Linked DNA regions of Homo sapiens: all the other regions are linked to region 1. A link is a loop called in an ENCODE intact Hi-C map of the cell type or tissue named here. Cell type or tissue: PC-3. All regions are shown on one strand. Links, peaks and the distances in the headings refer to the core of each region. The heading gives the core; the rest is flanking DNA. Region 1 has its middle 37 kb from the start of SPTSSA. Region 2 has its middle 97 kb from the start of SPTSSA. Region 3 overlaps SPTSSA (serine palmitoyltransferase small subunit A). Region 4 has its middle 110 kb from the start of EGLN3.

Region 1 (4,331 bases), core at 578-3,077:
TTTTTTTGAGACGGAGTCTTTCCTGTTGCCCAGGCTGGAGTGCAATGGTGCTCACTGCAACCTCCGCCTCCCGGGTTCAAGCAATTCTCCTGTCTCAGCCTCCTGAGTACCTGGGACTACAGACTGCCACCACACCTGGCTAATTTTTGTATTTTTAGTAGAGACGGGGTTTTACTTTGTTGGTCAGGATGGTCTCGAACTCCTGACCTCAGGTAATCCACCCGCCTTGGCCTCCCAAAGTGCTGGGATTACAGGTGTGAGCCACTGCGCCCGGCCTGTCCATTATATTTTGTAATAGGCTATAGTTGGAGGAAAGCCATCAATTGTTGTAAGTGGTTGCTGTACTTTGCAACTTAGCACCTTGCTGAACTTTGAGTTTGAATAGTTTTTCAGGTGATTCTCTTGGGTTTTCCTCTCCTCCCCTGCAGGCAGCGCTTCTCCATTGGTGTCTGGGTTGTTGCACTTCCCTGTTTCTCCATGAACACACTCATCTTTGTTGCCTCTTCCTCCCTCCTTTTTTGCTTTAGACCTTTGCATTTTCCAAGTTTCAGTGTTTCAGCCTTGTACTCAACACACAGTCTCTTCTTCAGAGAGTTCATCTACTTTTTAAAAAAAGTTTCAGCCTCAATGTTAATGACTCCCAAGTCTATTTTGAGCCTTGACTTTAATTTTGAATGTCCAAAAGCATAATAGATTTTCCAAGGATCTCGCAAAATCTTATCTCAAATGCATGAACTAGCTACTTTAGGATTCCTCTATTCCAGTTGTAGTTTCCACTCCCTATCTGTGTAGGTTTAAAAAATTTTAAATTTATTTGATTCTCTATTCTTTGTTTCTTGTTTTCACTTAATCATCAAGTCTTTATTTTATTTATTCCTTTAATCCTTTATTTATTTATTTACTTACCTATTTTTGAGACACAGTTTCCCTCTGTTGCCCAGGCTGGAGTGCAGTGGCGCGATCTTGGCTCACTGCAACCTCTGCCTCCTAGGTTCAAGCGATTCTCTAGCAACAGCCTCCCAACTAGCTGGGATTACAGGCATCCACCACCATTCCTGGGTAATTTATGTATTTTTAGTGGAGACAGGGCTTCACCATATTGGCCAGGCTGATCTTGAACTCTTGACCTCAAGTGATCCTCCAGCCTCGGCCTCCCAGTTGGGATTACAGGCGTGAGCCACCACACCCAGCCTCTTCTTCCTTTAAAATGTTCCAAGGCTGGGCGCGGTAGCTCACACCTGTAATCCCAGCACTTTGGGGGGCCAAGGCAGGCAGATCACCTGATGTCAGGAATTCAAGACCAGCCTGGCCAGCATGGCGGAACCCTGTCTCTACTAAAAATACAAAAATTAGGCCAGACGCAGTGGCTCATGCCTGTAATCCCAGCACTTTGGGAGGCCGAGGTGGGCGGATCACCTGTGGTCAGGAGTTCAAGACCAGCCTGCTGCACTTCACTCCAGCCTGGGCGACAGAGTCAGACTCTAGCTCAAAAAAAAAAAGAAAAAAAAATTAGTCAGGCGTGGTGGCAGGCGCCTCTAATCCCACCTACTCAGGAGGCTGAGGCAGGAGAATCACTTGAACCCGGGAGGCGGAGGTTGCATTGAGCTGAGATCACGCCACTGCACTCCAGCCTGGGCAACAAGAGCAAAACTCCATCTCAAAAAATAATAAAAATAGAATAAAATATAATGTTCCATACTCATCTACTTTTTCATCTAGTCAAACACGGTGTCCAGGTTATGTTCATCCCTTGTGGACCATCACAACCATCTTCCAACTGGTTTTCTTGCTCCTAACCTCCCCTCCATTCACAGCTTCATCTATTCATCATGAATTGAGTTCCTCCTGTGTGCCAGGTGCAATTTACAGATCAGTGACAGGGGCTCTGCTCTCAATGAGTTGAGATGAACAGGGAAAACAGGTAAACCAACAACCCCAATATTGTGGTTGGCGTGTGCCATGGCACAAATATAACAGCAGGTGCCACCAGAGTATAGAAGAGAAGGATTAGGGACAGCTTTCAAGAAGAGAGAATGTTTGAGCCAAGTCTTACAGGATTAGTATGAATTGGCCAGGAATTCAGCCCTGTGAGGCTAACTTTCTTTGACCAAACTCTGAGAATTTTTTTTCTCTGAATGCAAATTTTCCGTGTATATATTTTCAAGACAGAGTCTTGCTCTGTTGAGCAGGCTGGAGTGCAGTGGTGCAGTCATGGCTCACTGCAGCCTCTACCTCCCAGGCTCAAGCAATCCTCCCTCTCAGCTTCCCAAGTAGCTGGGACTATAGGTGTGCCCACCATGCCTTGCTAATTAAAAAACAATTTTTTTTTTTTTTTTAGAGACAAGGGTTCACTATGTTGCCCAGGCTGGTCTCAAATTCCTGGGCTCAAGCAATCCTCCCACCTGGGCTTCCCAAACTGCTGGGATTACAGGTGTGAGGCACCATGCCTGGTCCCATATCTTACTTTTCTTTTAAAGCAGACTTTAAGGCTCTTAAAATGCTATTTTCACATTTTAATAATCATAATTCAAGGACAGAATTAAGTTTTAAGCTAACAAATGACTATATTTATTAAGAAACTGAATCTCAGGCATAAATTTGCTAAATGTTTTTCCCTGCAACACCTGTATAGTCATATCCCAAATACTATACTAAACAGATTGTTATGTAGCCTTTTTGAGACCAGCAGGGTTCTCATAGATTGCGATGCAGTCCTAGCCCATTCAGGCACAGACTTGGAATCTGAGAAAGTCAGGTTTATTAACCCGTTGCAATGAGGTAGACTGTACACCAGAGGACCAAAGGACAGTTTTTTGTTTGTTTTTCTGTGTGTGTGTTTTATTTTATTTATTTATTTTTTTTTGAGAGGGAGTTTTGCTCTTGTCCAGGCTAGAGTGCAGTGGCATGATCTGGGCTCACTCCAATCTCCGCTTCCCAGGTTCAAATGATTCTCCTGCCTCAGCCTCCCAGTAGCTGGGATAACAGACGCCTGCCACCACGCCTTGCTAATTTTTGTATTTTTAGTAGAGACGGGTCCAGGCTGGTCTAGAACTCCCGACCTCAAGTGATCCGCCTGCCTCAGCCTCCCAAAGTGCTGGGATTACAGGCATGAGCCACCACGCCTGCCCTCAAAGGACAGTTTATGTAGGATTTGGGGGAAGGGTGGAGATAAACTTTCAATGAAGCAGTGTTTTGACAACTCAAAGCAAAACAGGGCTTGTGTAAAAAAATCAATGTCAGGCCTGAACTGCAAAATGCCCTTAGAGTGCTGTTTCCTTGGAAACTGCAAAGTTTAGATGAGGAATGCTGTGTACACAGATCCCCATTCGGAAGCCTTAGACTTGGGTTGTCAATTAAGGCTGCTTCTCTGTATTAAGGTGACTTAGAGTCACCTGGCCAAGAGTGGAATATTTCATTCTTACTGATAGAATTTCATACAGCAAAGTTTCTGATACTCTGTGATTTCAAAGAACAAAGGATTTCAGTAAGAGAGCAGTGGTCATTCAAAGAAGACAATACTTTACAGCTGTAATGTGTCATTGGGAGAGACGCTTTCTTCTTAATTTTGTAGATGCCTTTATGTGTGTCTGTTATCCTAATCTGGGCAGCACAGAGTTTTAACTTTCTCAGTCCTACCAATTTTTCATCAGTGCTCATGTTACAATAAAGCAGGATCTGTAGATGAAACCAAAGCTGCCTGAGTGAAGCCTGTGGCTGGTTGGCCTCTGTTGCTGGCATGGGCTGCTTGCCTTGCAGGGGTAATGGAATTGTGCGTAATGCTTACGTATCTGGGCTGTGAGCTTCTTGCGACCCGGGCCTTTGAAAGATTCCATTTGTTCTACCAGTTCCCGGAACACACTGTTGAGACAACTCAGAGATGAGTCATCGGGGTTGCTCCCAAGTTTTTACTGATCTGCAACTCTCAACGGATCCAAGATGGGGGTAGTGAGCGCCACCTGTCTCCTGACCAACTTGTCCTCACAATCCCAAGGGCTGTAAAGGCGCTAATGACTCTGGTTGTTGCTTGATTAGCAAATAATCATTTGCATATGTGTCAAAATCGGCTAACTTGAGCCTTCACGCAGAGCCTTAAGCCACGCTGTGAGCTACTTGCAGAATCTCTGGCCCCGCCTTCAAAAGCAAGGCCTCTCCTTTAGTGATGGAGGAAGCACTAATGCTTCCTCTTTGCACAAGCTCTGATGGGAAAATGTGATAATGCTCTTCCAGAACATCCTTAAATAAAATGCAAACAGGTAAGCAATAGTCATGAATTTCTCAACATTAGCACTTACAGAATCCAAAAGAAGTAATCTCATGTTTAAATGAATTCT
Region 2 (4,331 bases), core at 1,034-3,533, 130 kb after region 1:
AACCTGTTCCTCTTTCCCAGTAAGTTTTAACCCGGGCTGTACATTAGAATTCCTTGTTTTGATTAATTGGCCTTACAAAGAAGAAGTAATAAATTGGTCCACTCTGTTCTCACTGGGGGTTTTAAATACAAAACTAAAAACCTAGAAATTTCATACAAATGTCTGAGTGCTGCTCTAATCCAGTTAAATCAGAAGCCCTTGGGATGCAGCCCAGGTGGCCCTACTTTCAAAAATCTCCGGGTGGCTCTAATATGAGGTCAGAAGTAAGAACCACTGCTCTATCTCCTGTATATTCTTTAAACTAGAAGTTAGATTCGAGTATACGTTTTTGTTCAGAATATCTTAACTGTACATTACAATCATGTGGGAAGCTTTAAAAAATACTGATGCTTGGCAACTCCGGCCCCCGCCCCTGCCCAAGTAGATTCTGCCGTAGTTGGCATTAGGAGTTTGAAAAGCTCCTCGGGTGATTCTAATGCAATTAAGAAGCGCTACTGCCTTAGATTAGGTTGTTGAATTTGCATCATATCAGGAAGCATGTAATGCCACAGTGTTCCATTTTTTGTGATGTGAAATTCAATCACTGGATTAAGGTGGTCACCACCATACCTCTCCATTTCAAAGGTACAGTTGCTCTTCTTTGTTTATTTTATATATTTTTTGAGATGGAGTCTTGCTCTATCACCCAGGCTGGAGTGCAGTGGCGCGATCTCAGCTCACTGCAACCTCTGCCTCCCGGGTTCAAGAAATTCTTCTGCCTCAGTCTCCCAAGTAGCTGGGACTACAGGCGTGTGCCACCATGCCCAGCTAATTTTTGAATTTTTAGTAGAGACGGGGTTTCACCATGTTGGCCAGGCTGGTCTCGAACTCCTAACCTTGTGATCCGCCCACCTTGGCCTCCCAAAGTGCTGGGATTACAGGCATGAGCCACTGTGCCTGGCCCAGTTTCTCTTCTTTGTAAAAGTAAGTGGTCCCTGGGATGGTACTTTGGTACTCTAGGGATAGCCCGTATGCTAACAAGTTTTCATCCAAAGGTTTTGGCTTCCACTGGTGATTGTTACATGAATCAATGATTATATCAGGGGTTACAAAATGGTGATCTTCGAATTTTGTCATTTCTTTTACATTTATGAGTGTCTTACTTTTGTAAAGAAGAGCTGTCCTGTTTATCCTCCCCACTCCCTGCCCTGGGATTCACGTATCTTCATTAATAAAGAGCTACCATCATTATCCTTTTTGACGTTAAATTGTATCCAATTCGGCCCGTGGGAAACCCTTCAAGTCGGCTATTTATTTATTGAGATGGAGTCTCACTTTGTTGCCCAGGCTGGAGTGCTGTGGTGCGATCTTGGCTCACTGCAACCTCTGCCTCCTGGGTCCAAGCAATTCTTCTGCCTCAGCCTCCTGAGTAGCTGGGATTACAGGTGTCTGCCACTGTGCCTGGCTAATTTTTGTATTTTTAGTAGAGACAGTGTTTCACCATGTTGGCCAGGCTGGTCTCGACCTCCTGACCTCAGGTGATCTGCCCACCTTGGCCTCCCAAAGTGCCGGGATTACATGCATCAGCCACTGTGCCCAGCCTACAAGTTGGCTTTTTAAAAAGTAAATGATTTTTACATTGAAATATAACATATAGATAAATGCACAAAAAATCAAGTCTATAGTTCAAAGAATGTTCACAAAGCAAACACATGAATAGCTAGCTCCTAGATCAAGAAACAAAACATTACCAGGAGCCTGAAGCCCCAATCACACCCTCTTCCTATCACTTTTGTCCCCACACCAGTAACCACCAGCTTTACTTCTAAACCTATTGATCAGTTTGGCTGTTTTGGAATTTTGTGTCAATGGAATCATACCACATGTACGCTTTTCTGTCTGGTTCCTTTGCACGTCTGTATGCTCATGAGATTCACTCTTGTGTGTGCAGCTGCAGTTCTTTGTTTTTCATTGCTCCTGCCATTTATTTATTCATTCTAGTGTAGGTGGACATTAAGGATGATTCCAGGTTTTGACTATTATGTGCCCCTATGAACATTCTGGTACTTGGGGTCAACACATTTTTTTGGGTAAGGAGAATAGGGGTAGAAGTGGAATTCCTTGCTCATAGGGTATGTTTACTTTGGTAGAGGTCGCCACACAGTTTTCCTCCTGTTTTCTTTTGATATAACCCCCTTGGTCCTTACGTACTTCTTTTACTTTCTGGCAGAAGATGTCCTTGGCTCATCTTTTGTGTTCTCTGCCCGAGCCCTGGAACCAGCCATTTCTCTGAGGATTTCTCATCCTTTTGAATAGGGAACTGTATTTAAAAGCCGAGGTGTGGGTACTATTTGTGCTTAGCACTACTGGGATCTCATTGCTCTTAGTTCCTTCTAGTGGACAAAGCTCAGAAATACACAATCATGTGTTTGAACTGAGAGTTCCAATTTCAACTTTACAGAGTTGTTTTTTCCCTTCTTAACTCTGTTTTATGTTATATATCATCTAATTTCTCTTACGTTGAAAATCTTTGTTCCTAATAACATCAATATATTTTATTTGCTTTCTTCTACATTTTCATAAAACAGTTTTGAAGTCACAATACTAATACTACTGACAATATTATGTGAGTAAAGTAATATATGAATATGCGTAAGCTTCAGATTTCTTTGCAGTTCTTTTTGTCTCTTGTGAGCAACTTCGATACTAAGTTAAATGGCTTAAACTAATGTGGAGAATGAGGAATTTATCTAGCGGTTCAAGAAGTGAGGGTGTTCTGCTCAGAATGTAGACTGTGTGCCTTCTAGATGATTGCAGCTGTTGAGCTCCCACTGTGGGCTTTTTTTCCCTCTTTTATTTTTTTTTGAGATAAAGTCTTGCTCTGCCCCCCAACGCGGGAGTGCAATGGCACAATCTCAGCTCACTGCAACCTCTGCCTCCCGGGTTCCAGTGATTCTCCTGCCTCAGCCTCCTGAGTAGCTGGGATTACAGGCACCTGCCATCACGCCCAGCTAATTTTCTTTTTTTTTTTTGTATTTTTAGTAGAAATGGGGTTTCACCATGTTGGCCACGCTGGTCTCGAACTCCTGACCTCAAGTGATCCACCCACCTTGGCCTCCCAAAGTGCTGGGATTACAGGCGTGAGCCACCGTGCCCGGCCTTTTTTCCCTTTCTTTAACTCCCTTTCTGAAGGTTTTCAGGGTTTCCAGTGAGATGAGGTGCACAGCTGGGGGCAGTATGTCCTTCTCTCACTTAGAGGTTCTCTGGTCGACATCCTCCCTTCACTCTGATCGTGATGGTTAATTTTATGTATCAAGTTGACTGAATTATTGTGTTCAGCTATTTGCAAATCTAGATGTTGCTGTGCAGGTATTTTAAGAATAGGTGACTAACATTTAAATCAGCGGACTTTGGGGAAAGCAGATTGCTCTCCACAATATGGGTGGGTCTCACTGAGTCAGCGGAAGTCATTAAAAGACTCAGGTCCCTTGAAGAGGAAGGAATTCTGCCTCCAGATCGTCAGACTTAATACATCAACTTATTGCTGGACTCGCCAGCCTAACTCGTGGATTTCAGACTTATCAGCTCTCATGATTGTGTGAGCCAATTTCTTAAATTAATCTCTGTCTCCCTACTTCCCCCACCCTATTGGTTCTGTTCCTATGGAGAACCCTGATGATGACACTGGTTATCTCAAACCTGATAACAAATGTTTGGGGATCTCTGCTATGTGCCCCAGTAGTGGCATCACGGTGAGAAGCAGACTGTAGTCATCCAGGAAGGAAAGGAACAGAGTGGGATGATAAAGGGCCCCGTTAAGGGAGTGGATGCAGGAAATGATGTGTAAGAACCTATCTCCCCTCCCACTCTGAACTTGGCTAACATGGTTACCAGCAAACAGCTGGTTTGATTTGGAACCAGGGTGTCCTCCTGGGCTAGGAGCAGCTTAGTGTGCCCTGCTTTGATGAGAGGAAAAGGCTCTCTATGACTCTCACACACCTCCTGGGGCCCTTGACTTACAGTTCCTGTCAACGCTCTCATGTGGGACAGGCTGTGCACACCACGCCTGGTGTGGCTCACTTTTGGGAAGCGCTTCCCCTCGGCAGTGGGAGAAGGCAGAGCAGAATCTAATTGCTTTCATTGCTTAATGAGTAAAGACCAAGCTGTTTGTTATAAGAGGGTGTATAGAATTTTCTCCAGTTCTTCCTTCCTAATTTCTCTTTCACATTACTCCTCCCCAGGAGCAGACTTTGGTAAAATTGTGGAAAACATAGACATAATGAACATAATAATGTACTGAACTTATGCTATGAGCCAGTGAGTATAAGTAATGGAAAACTTTATTTCTGAGG
Region 3 (4,331 bases), core at 1-2,500, 66 kb after region 1:
ATGTGTGTTGCTGGGTTGTTTTTTTGTTTTTTTTTTTTTGAGACGGAGTCTTGCCCTGTCGCCCAGGATGGAGTGCAACAGCATGATCTCGGTTCACTGCAACCTCCATCTCCTGGGATCAAGTGATTCTCCTGCCTCAGCCTCCTGAATAGCTGGGATTACAGGCACCTGCCACCATGCCTGGCTAATTTTTTGTATCTGTAGTAGAGACGGGGTTTCACTGTGTTGGCCAGGATGGTCTCAAACTCCTGACCTCCTGATCCACCTGCCTCGGCCTCCCAAAGTGCTGGGTTTACAGGCGTGAGCCACCGCGCCCGGCCAAAATTGAGGTATTTTTTGCCCTACGTTTTAAGGACTAGACTTTTGAAGTATTTTATAGTCTAGAGGTCTCAAGTAATATATATGTGTTTAATATTTTTAGAGCCAATTGATACCACAATTAGATAGGAGTAGTGAGAATAATATGGAATTACTTGGTTTGAAGTAGTTAAAAATTGGATATGGTTATATCTGAGCTGTAGTCATATTATCTCAAGAAAAATAATACGAGGATTTAACATAAGATTTGTTCTATTAATGCCCAAATTTGGCTTTCCTCTACTATCCCCCATAGAGAACCACTAACAAGTGGATGTCTAATATTCCTCTGGTGAGTTGAAGGCAGGAGAAGTTGAGAATCATTAGTTTCAATGAGTATCCAGGTGACCTATCCTGGCCCTCTACTCAGAAACCGGCAATTTGTCTTCACTCTGAGATTCATTAAATTGCTGTTGTATAACTGATGGTTATTATGAACACTGACCTGTGAGACATATGGAAGATAAAGTTTGGTCTTACAGGAAATCTTGAGGAGAGTCAAAAGAGAAATGGGAGATGTCTCTTGAGAGGTGATCAGAGAAGTTTATGCTCACTGTCTGATGCAAATGTCTGGTCTATTTGTTAGTAAATAACAGGGAAATCATTTTCACTTTTTGTTAAAAATAAGGTATTTACAAGCATACCTTGTAGTTATTGTGGGTTCAGTTTCAGACCACTGCAATAAAGTGAATATCTCAATAAAGTGAGTCACATGAAGTTTTTTGGTTTTCCCCTGCATATAAAAGTTACATTTACACCATCCTGTAGTCTATTAAGTGTGCAGTAGCATTATGGCTAAAAAAAAAAAACACCCAATATACCTATCTTAATTAAAGAATTATTTATTGCTGAAAAAAGCTAATGATTATTTGAGCCTTCAACAAGTCATAATTTTTTGTTGGTGGAGGGTCTTGCCTTGATGTTGATGGCTGCTGACTGATCTGGGTCATGGTTGCGGAAGGTTGGGGTGGCTATGGCAATTTTTAAAAATAAGACAACAATAAAGTTTGCTGCATTGATCAACTCTTCATTCATGAAAGATTTCTCTGTAGCATGTAAGCTATTTGATAGCCTTTTACCCACAATGGAACTTCCTCCAAAATTGGAAGCAATCCTTTCAAACCCTGCTGCTGCTTTATCAACTAAGTTTATAAAATATCCTAAGTCCTTCATTGTAATTTCAACAATGTTCATAGCACCTTCACCAGGTGTATATGCCATCTCAAGAAACCACTTTCTTTGCTCATCCATAAAAGGCAAAACCTTGTCTGTTCAAGTTTTACCGTGAGATTGCAGTAATTCACTCACATCATCAGGCTCCATATGTAGTTCTCTTGCTATTTTTAGCATATCTACAGTTAACTTCCTCCACTGAAATTTTGAACCCCTCCAAGTCATCCATAAAAGTTGGAATCAACTTTGCAACTCCTGTTACTGTTAATATTTTGACCTCCTCCCATGAATCATAAATCTTTTATTATAATGGCATCTAGAATGGTGAATCATTTCTGGAAGCTTTTCAATTGACTGCCTAGGTCCATCAGAGTAATTACTACCTATGGCAGCTATAGCCTTACAAAATGTATTTCTTAAATAATAAAGACCTCAAAGTCAAGGTAAATCCTTGATCCATGGGCCACAGAATGGATGCTGTGTTGGCAGGCATGGAAATGATATTAATCTCCTTGTACATCTCTATCAGAGCTCTTGGGTGACTAGATGCATTGTTAATGAGCAGTAATATTTTGAAGAGAATCTTCAAAATAGTAGTAGGTCTCAATGGTGGGCTTAAAATATTTGGTAAACCATGTCATAAATGTGCTGTCACCAGTCTTTATTGCAAAGTTCCATTAATAGAGCACAGGCAGAGTAGATTTAACATAATTCTTTTTTTTTTTTTTTTTGATACAGAGTCTCTGTCACCAGGCTGGAGTGCAGTGGTGTGATCTCGTTTCACTGCAGCCACTGCCTCCCGGGTTCAGGCGATTCTCCTACCTCAGCCTCCCGAGTAGCTGGGACTACAGGCGCGCACCACTGCACCCAGCTAATTTTTGTATTTTTAGTAGAGACGGGGTTTCACCGTGTTGGCCAGGATGGTCTCAATCTCTTGACCTCGTGATCCGTCCACCTCGGCCTCCCAAAGTGCTGGGATTACAGGCATGAGCCACCACGCCCGGCCTGATTTAGCATAATTCTTAAGGGCCCTAGGATTTTTGTAATGGTAAATAAACATTAGTTTCAACTTAAAGTTACCAGCTGCATTAACCCCTAACAAGAGTCAGCCTTTGAAGTTTTGAAGCCAGGCATTGACTTCTCTCTAGCTATGTAAATTCTAGAGGGTGTCTTCCAATATAAGGCTGTTTTGTCTACAGTGAAAATCTTATTTAGTATAGCCATCTTCATCAATGATCTTAGCCGTAGCTGCATTATTTGCCACATCTTCCAAATCAGCATTTGCTGCTTTACCTTGCACTTTTATCTTACGAAGATGACTTCTTTCCTTAAACCTCATGAACCAACTTACACTAGCTTCAAACTTTTCTTCTGCAGCTACCTTACCTCTCTCAGCCTTCGTAGAATTGAAGAGAGCTAGGGCCTTGCTCTGAATTAGGCTTTAGCTTAAGGGAATATTGTGGCTGGTTTGATGTTTTATCCAGACCACTAAGACTTTATTTATTTTCAGCACTAAGTCTGTAATACTTTCTTGCCATTTGTGTGTTCACAGGAGTAGCATTTCTAGCTTTAAAACAATTTATTATTATTTTTCCCTATCAGCAGCCTGGAATATTTCTAGCTTTTGATTTAAAGTGAGAAATGTGGCCAGGCACAGTGGCTCGTGTCTGTAACCTCAGCACTTTGGGAGGCTGAGGCGGAAGGATTGCTTGAGCCCAGGAGTTAGAGACCAGCCTGGGCAACATGGCACGACCCCATCTCTACAAAAACTTAAAAAAAAAAAATTAACCAGGCATGGTGGTATACACCTGTAGTCACAGCAAGTTGGGAGGCTGAGGTGGGAGGATCGCCTGAGCCTGGGAGGTTGAGGCTGCAGTCAGCCACAATCGCACCACTGCACTCCAGCCTGAGCGACAGAGTGAGACCCCCATCTCAAAAAATAATAAATAGATGTGTGACTCTTATTTTCACGTGAACATTTAGAGGCCATAGTAGGGTTATTAATTGGCCTAATTTCAATAGTGTTATGTCTCAGGGAATGAGGAGCCCTGCAGAGAGAGAGACACAGAAGAACTGCTGGTCAGTGGAGCAGGCAGAACATACACAACATTTATCAATTAAGTTCACCTGTTAAATAGGGATGGTTTGTGGCACCCCAAAACAATAACATCACAGATTACCATAACGGATATAATAATAATGGAAAAGTTTGAAATGTTGCAGGAATTACCAAAATGTGACAGAGATATGAAATGAGCACTCGAGGCTGGAAAAATGGTGCCATAGACTTGCAGGGTCGATTGAGAGCATTGCTACGAACCTTCATCATGTAAAAAATGCAATGTCTGAAGCACAACAAAGTGATGTGCAACAAAACAAGGTATGGCTAATTAGATGAGTCTCCATGGACCACTAGTGTTTCTGTATATCTTATAAGCAGAGGTACTGACTGCATAATTTTTCAAGGATGTTTATATGATAGAGAAGATAGAGATAGTATCTCCCTCCAAAATGAAGGGCAGGTATATTTAGAGCCTTGGAAGATAGAGAGTGCCTCTTTCTGGACCAAACGGCATTATAAAAGCTTTATGTTCCCTATGCTCAGGGTTCCTTTCCTGTAATGCAACCATCTGCACATACAGATATCACCTGGTCTTTGCATTGCCCTGTGGGAACTGGGGCTTGGGAACCAGAACAAGAAAATGTTGATATTTTGACTATTTCTGTGAGTAATAAAGTTCTTTGTCTCTAACCCTGAATCTCTTGTCTTCTGCTAGCATCTACAAAGCTGTCAGACTAGC
Region 4 (4,331 bases), core at 739-3,238, 660 kb after region 1:
GGACAGGAATCACAATTGATTTGATGTGAGGAATAAAATAAATGAAAATATTAAGAGCGTTTGCCAAATTTGACTTAAATACCTGGCTGCATGGGGATGCAAATTTCACAGTGAGAGACTGCTGAAGAGCTGGGTTCACTGTGTGTGCAGCAGGAGGAGGTGCAGGAAGTGAGGAGGTAATTTAGTTTGGTTCATATCGAGCTTGAGGTGCCTACGAGACATTCAGGGGTGATATCCAGGAACATGGGTTTGGAGATGGAGCTGGATCTGTGGGAATAGACAAAAGCACCTAAGAAGGGGGTAGAATAAGAAAAGAAGAGGGCCTGAGACAGAGCCTGGAAGATTCCAGCATCAATAGGCTAGGGCAAGATGGCAGAGTCAGCCCCAGACACTGAGGAATAGTTTGGTGTTCCTGGGCCTGAGGGACAGCAGTGTTCTCAGAAGGTCACCTGTGGCAAAGCTGCCAAGAGGTCAAGTAAGAAGAGAACTGAAGAGCTTAGACTGGAGGTAGCGTGGCCATGTGAGGCACTGTGAGGGCAGGCAGACGGAATGACATTGGAATGAGCTAAGAAGTGGGTAGACAGGAGGAAACGGGACTGGCTTGCAGGGAGCTCTGCTGAGAAGTTTCATTGCAAAGTGAGGAGAGATAGAGGCTGTAGCTCAAGGCATCTGTGGGGAGTGGGAGAGGTTAGGGTTTGTTTACTTGTTTTTGCTTTTAAGATAGAAGAGACTAGAACATGTTTAAATGTGAGAATGGAAGGAGGCAAGGAAGAGGGAGAAGGTAAAGACTCAGGAGCCACACATGACAAATGATGACTGAAAGCGTCAAGTTCCCAAGAAGGTGGGAAGATGGAGCCTCCAGGCTGCAGATGGAAGAACTGGCCTTTGTCTGATGAGGAGGGAAATGTCTTCATTTACAACAAGAAAGAGGAGATGATGAGTACGGTGCAGGGGCTTTGTGACAACAGGAAGGCAAGACAGCCTTTGGAGAGGCTTTAATGTCTGTGATATCAATGTGGAGCTAAAACTCTATTACTATTAATAATGAATTATCATAATGAAGCAGCTACCAGTAGCGACTGATGACTATGCTAAGAATTTGTATTTAATAATTTAAGCCTCACAACAAACTTATTGGGTAGGTTTTATTTATACCTGAGGAAACTGGGGTTCATAGAGGTTAAATAATTTGGCCCAAAAAGTGACAGTTGGTAAGAAATAGACCCAGGAATGAACCCTATGCCCATTCCAAACTCCCTGTTATTGCTATTACTGTGGCTATTGTCTGGCTATTGCTGTTACATCGGCAATAAGGGCCAACTCTTTACTTTTTTAAACTCACTGTGTGCTTCATGCTATTGGGAAAGTTTATAGTATACTGGAGAAGGCTTTCCTCGTCAATCTTAGGGTTAATTGAACTGTGTGCAGCTTATAATTCTAAGAATACTGGAAATGGATGGAGACAATCAGAAGAGTCCTCCCCCACATTGTGTTCCGAAATGCAGTGATTAGGTGTCATATTCTAGCATTAAAATTTTTTATCTGCTCCTTGTCTGCACAGGAGGGCAGCAGATATTTACCAGCACTGGAATAGTTAATGAAGCATGCAGCATTAGGTCTCTTTCTCATAACGGGCTTTGGGATTTTTGCTGTGATTGTTCAATGTACACTCTGCCCTCTAGTGGCCAAGATCTCCCTCGACCCGAGGGGTATCCACGAAACCCCACGCAGGGCCGTGGAAGGGGAGTTTCCTTGCACTTCACAATGGCTCTGTCCAAAGGATTTTCTTATGTGCATTTCTGTATTATTTTCATTCATTAGTTTCTCTCTCCATCTTCTACAGTAATGTATGATCAATTGGAAAACCCAGGTGACCCAAACTCCAGTGCCATTTCATAGCCATACAGCCTTGAATGCAGTCGTTATCACTGTGAGCCGGATCCCGTGGATCTGAACATGGGCTTTGGAGGCAGAAAGACCTGGACTCCAGGCCCAGAGTAGCCCACCTTTGTACGCGGACAGTTTCTTCCCCTGGGAAAGGGGGATAACATTACCTGCCTGGGGATTAAATGGGCAAGTGTGTACAAATGGCCTGGCACCTCACGATTGTCCAACAGATGTTGGTTCTCATGTTTCTTTGGCTTAACTCCCTGATTTCTGGGAAGATCTTTGAAGAGTAAGTGAGAATCGTCTCTGATGACAGTGTTGCGTTTAGCCGGTGTTGCATTGTAATTGTCTGATTATTGTTCATGTGCCCCATTGGACAATAAGCTTTGGTGAAGATAGGGGTCTTGTTGGTATCCCCACACCCAACACATAAGCCATTCAATAAATCTTTGCTGAATGAATAAGAATGAAATGTGTCCTAACACAAAGAAATGAAAAATGTTTGAGATGATGGATATGCTAATTGCCCTGATCTGATCACTGTACATTGTATCAAAACACCACTGTGTACCCCATAAATATGTACAATTATTATGAATCAATAGAAAAAAACTGGCTCGGCGCAGTGGCTCACGCCTTTAATCTCAGCACTTTGGGAGGCCTAGGCTGGCGGTTCGCTTGAGCTCAGGAGTTTGAGACTAGCCTAGGCAACATGACAAAACTGTACCTCTACCAAAAATACAAAAATTAGCCAGGCATGGTGGCGCATGCGTGTGGTTCCAGCTACTTGTGCGGCTGAGGTGGGAGGTTCACCTTAGCCTGGAAGATTGAGGCTGCAGTGAGCCATGACTGCACCACTGCACTTCAGCCTGGGTGACAAAGTGAGACCCCGACTCAAAAAAAGAGAAAAGCAAAGCAAAGCAAAGCAAAGCAAGAAACCCTGAACATATGGCTCCCAAATTCAAGCATCTCAAGTCATTTCCTAGGCACACTAAATTTTAAGACCTGCTCTAGAGGTTTGACCTCTAGGAGTCAAGCTATGGATAGAATTTAATTTGGGACTTACCTTTGTTCTCTATAATCTGCTTCATATCTGGTGACTTTTGACCTCAGCTGGGAAACAGAGCTCATGACTTCCTGCCAGATTCTTTGTCAAAAGAGCTAGTACGTGTGTTTATGAAATGGAGTCTGACTTAATGCAGAAGCTTTCTTTAAAGGTCTTGACCATAGTTTAGGGTTAAGGGAATTATTACAGAAGAAACAATTAGCATCTTACTAACTGACTGTAGGCTTGAAGTCTTTCCAAATAAACAATTTTCTTAAAAATGTTATTTATCTTTTACTTAAAAATGGCCCCTTTAGTCTCTGTATGCTTCTCTTCTTGAAACTGTGTCTCTAGGGTTTCCAAATGAGCTCATTACTTGATCTGGCTTGCTGCAGTTTCAGGAAGGCAGTTCCTATAATGTTCCTGATTGTTTGTTCTGACGTTCTTCAGACATCAGTTACACAAATGTAGAAAAAAAGCCCAGGCTTTCCTCTAGGTCGAGTTGCCAGTATGCTTCTATGGAATTTGATCCCCCAAAAAAACTACTTAGGAGACCCGAATCTGGGGGCAGATACATTTCCATAGCTCTTGCCTCAAGTGACTATTTTTTCAGTTTTATTGAGGTATAATTGACTAATTGTATATATTTGTAGTGTACAACATAATGTTTTAATATATGTATACATTGTGAAATATTGCCACAGACAAGCTAATTAACATATCTATCATCTCACATAGTATTTTTTGGGGTGAGAACATTTAAGATCTGTTAGCAATTTTCAAGTGTTTAATACACTTATTAAATATATAATCTGAATAACTAATCTGAAGATTATTGGACAGCATGGTGACTGTACAATAGTAATTCATCCTGTCTACCTGAAACTTTGTACTTTTTGAGCAAATCACCCCATTCCTCCTCAAGTGAGTATTTTAATGTTTAAGTTTCAGAAACTTTAGGGAAAAAATTCTTTTCTCTCTCACAAGTTAAAATCAAAGAACCCAGTCTGGTTACATTTAAGTGAGCCAGGAGGGCAAAGTTGGGGAATATTATGCCTGGGGCTACTTGCTCCCAGATCAACAGAGTTTAACAGCAAGAACAATACTTACTGAGCATTTATTACATGCCAGGTGTCGTGCTGATTACATCACAGGCCATAGATCCAATATGATCCTCACAATAGTAACTGTGACACAGTGCAACGCTTATTACCCCCATCTTATCAGCTGAGGCATATAGCACAAAAGCGAGAAGCTGAGGCATATAGCACATAAGCGACTTGACAGGGATCATGTGGTCACTAAGTAATAGCACTAGGATTCAAACCCAGGCCCATCTGATCCACATTCATAAAAACTGGGCTATCCTCGAGGACAACTACTTTTTTCACTGATAGTC

Evidence for each region. Peaks named below come from ENCODE experiments on the same cell type or tissue, not always from the same donor. Only the 100,000 strongest peaks of a DNase experiment are listed, where the experiment ranks them.
Region 2: it touches region 1 in a loop (6-fold over the local background); 15 of 110 quality-filtered maps call a loop at or near these places.
Region 3: a loop joins it to region 1, with 5 times the contacts of the local background. A loop is called at or near these places in 3 of 110 quality-filtered maps.
Region 4: it touches region 1 in a loop (17-fold over the local background); 4 of 110 quality-filtered maps call a loop at or near these places.

Annotation. Positions count from the first base shown.
Region 1 is chr14:34,496,627-34,500,957 of GRCh38, reverse strand. No RefSeq gene overlaps it. Among named protein-coding and RNA genes, the nearest start is that of SPTSSA, 37 kb to the right of the region's middle. RefSeq lists a silencer at 1,890-1,989 and enhancers at 3,223-4,331, 3,793-4,331. In PC-3, for the core only: a CTCF peak has its summit at 1,975; a DNase peak (open chromatin) is centred at 1,977; H3K27ac peaks cover 1,025 bases.
Region 2 is chr14:34,363,529-34,367,859 of GRCh38, reverse strand. No RefSeq gene overlaps it. Among named protein-coding and RNA genes, the nearest start is that of SPTSSA, 97 kb to the left of the region's middle. In PC-3, for the core only: CTCF peaks have their summits at 2,143, 2,342 (motif pointing left) and 3,183 (motif pointing right); a DNase peak (open chromatin) is centred at 3,439; H3K4me3 peaks cover 105 bases; H3K27ac peaks cover 1,162 bases.
Region 3 is chr14:34,429,671-34,434,001 of GRCh38, reverse strand. SPTSSA (serine palmitoyltransferase small subunit A) reads left to right here. Exons shown (of 2, transcript NM_138288.4): 2 at 1-1,214. Among named protein-coding and RNA genes, the nearest start is that of SPTSSA, 30 kb to the left of the region's middle. In PC-3, for the core only: no CTCF peak of the experiment used is centred there; no DNase peak of the experiment used is centred there.
Region 4 is chr14:33,837,148-33,841,478 of GRCh38, reverse strand. No RefSeq gene overlaps it. Among named protein-coding and RNA genes, the nearest start is that of EGLN3, 110 kb to the left of the region's middle. RefSeq lists a silencer at 1,582-1,876. In PC-3, for the core only: CTCF peaks have their summits at 1,500 and 1,705 (motif pointing left); no DNase peak of the experiment used is centred there.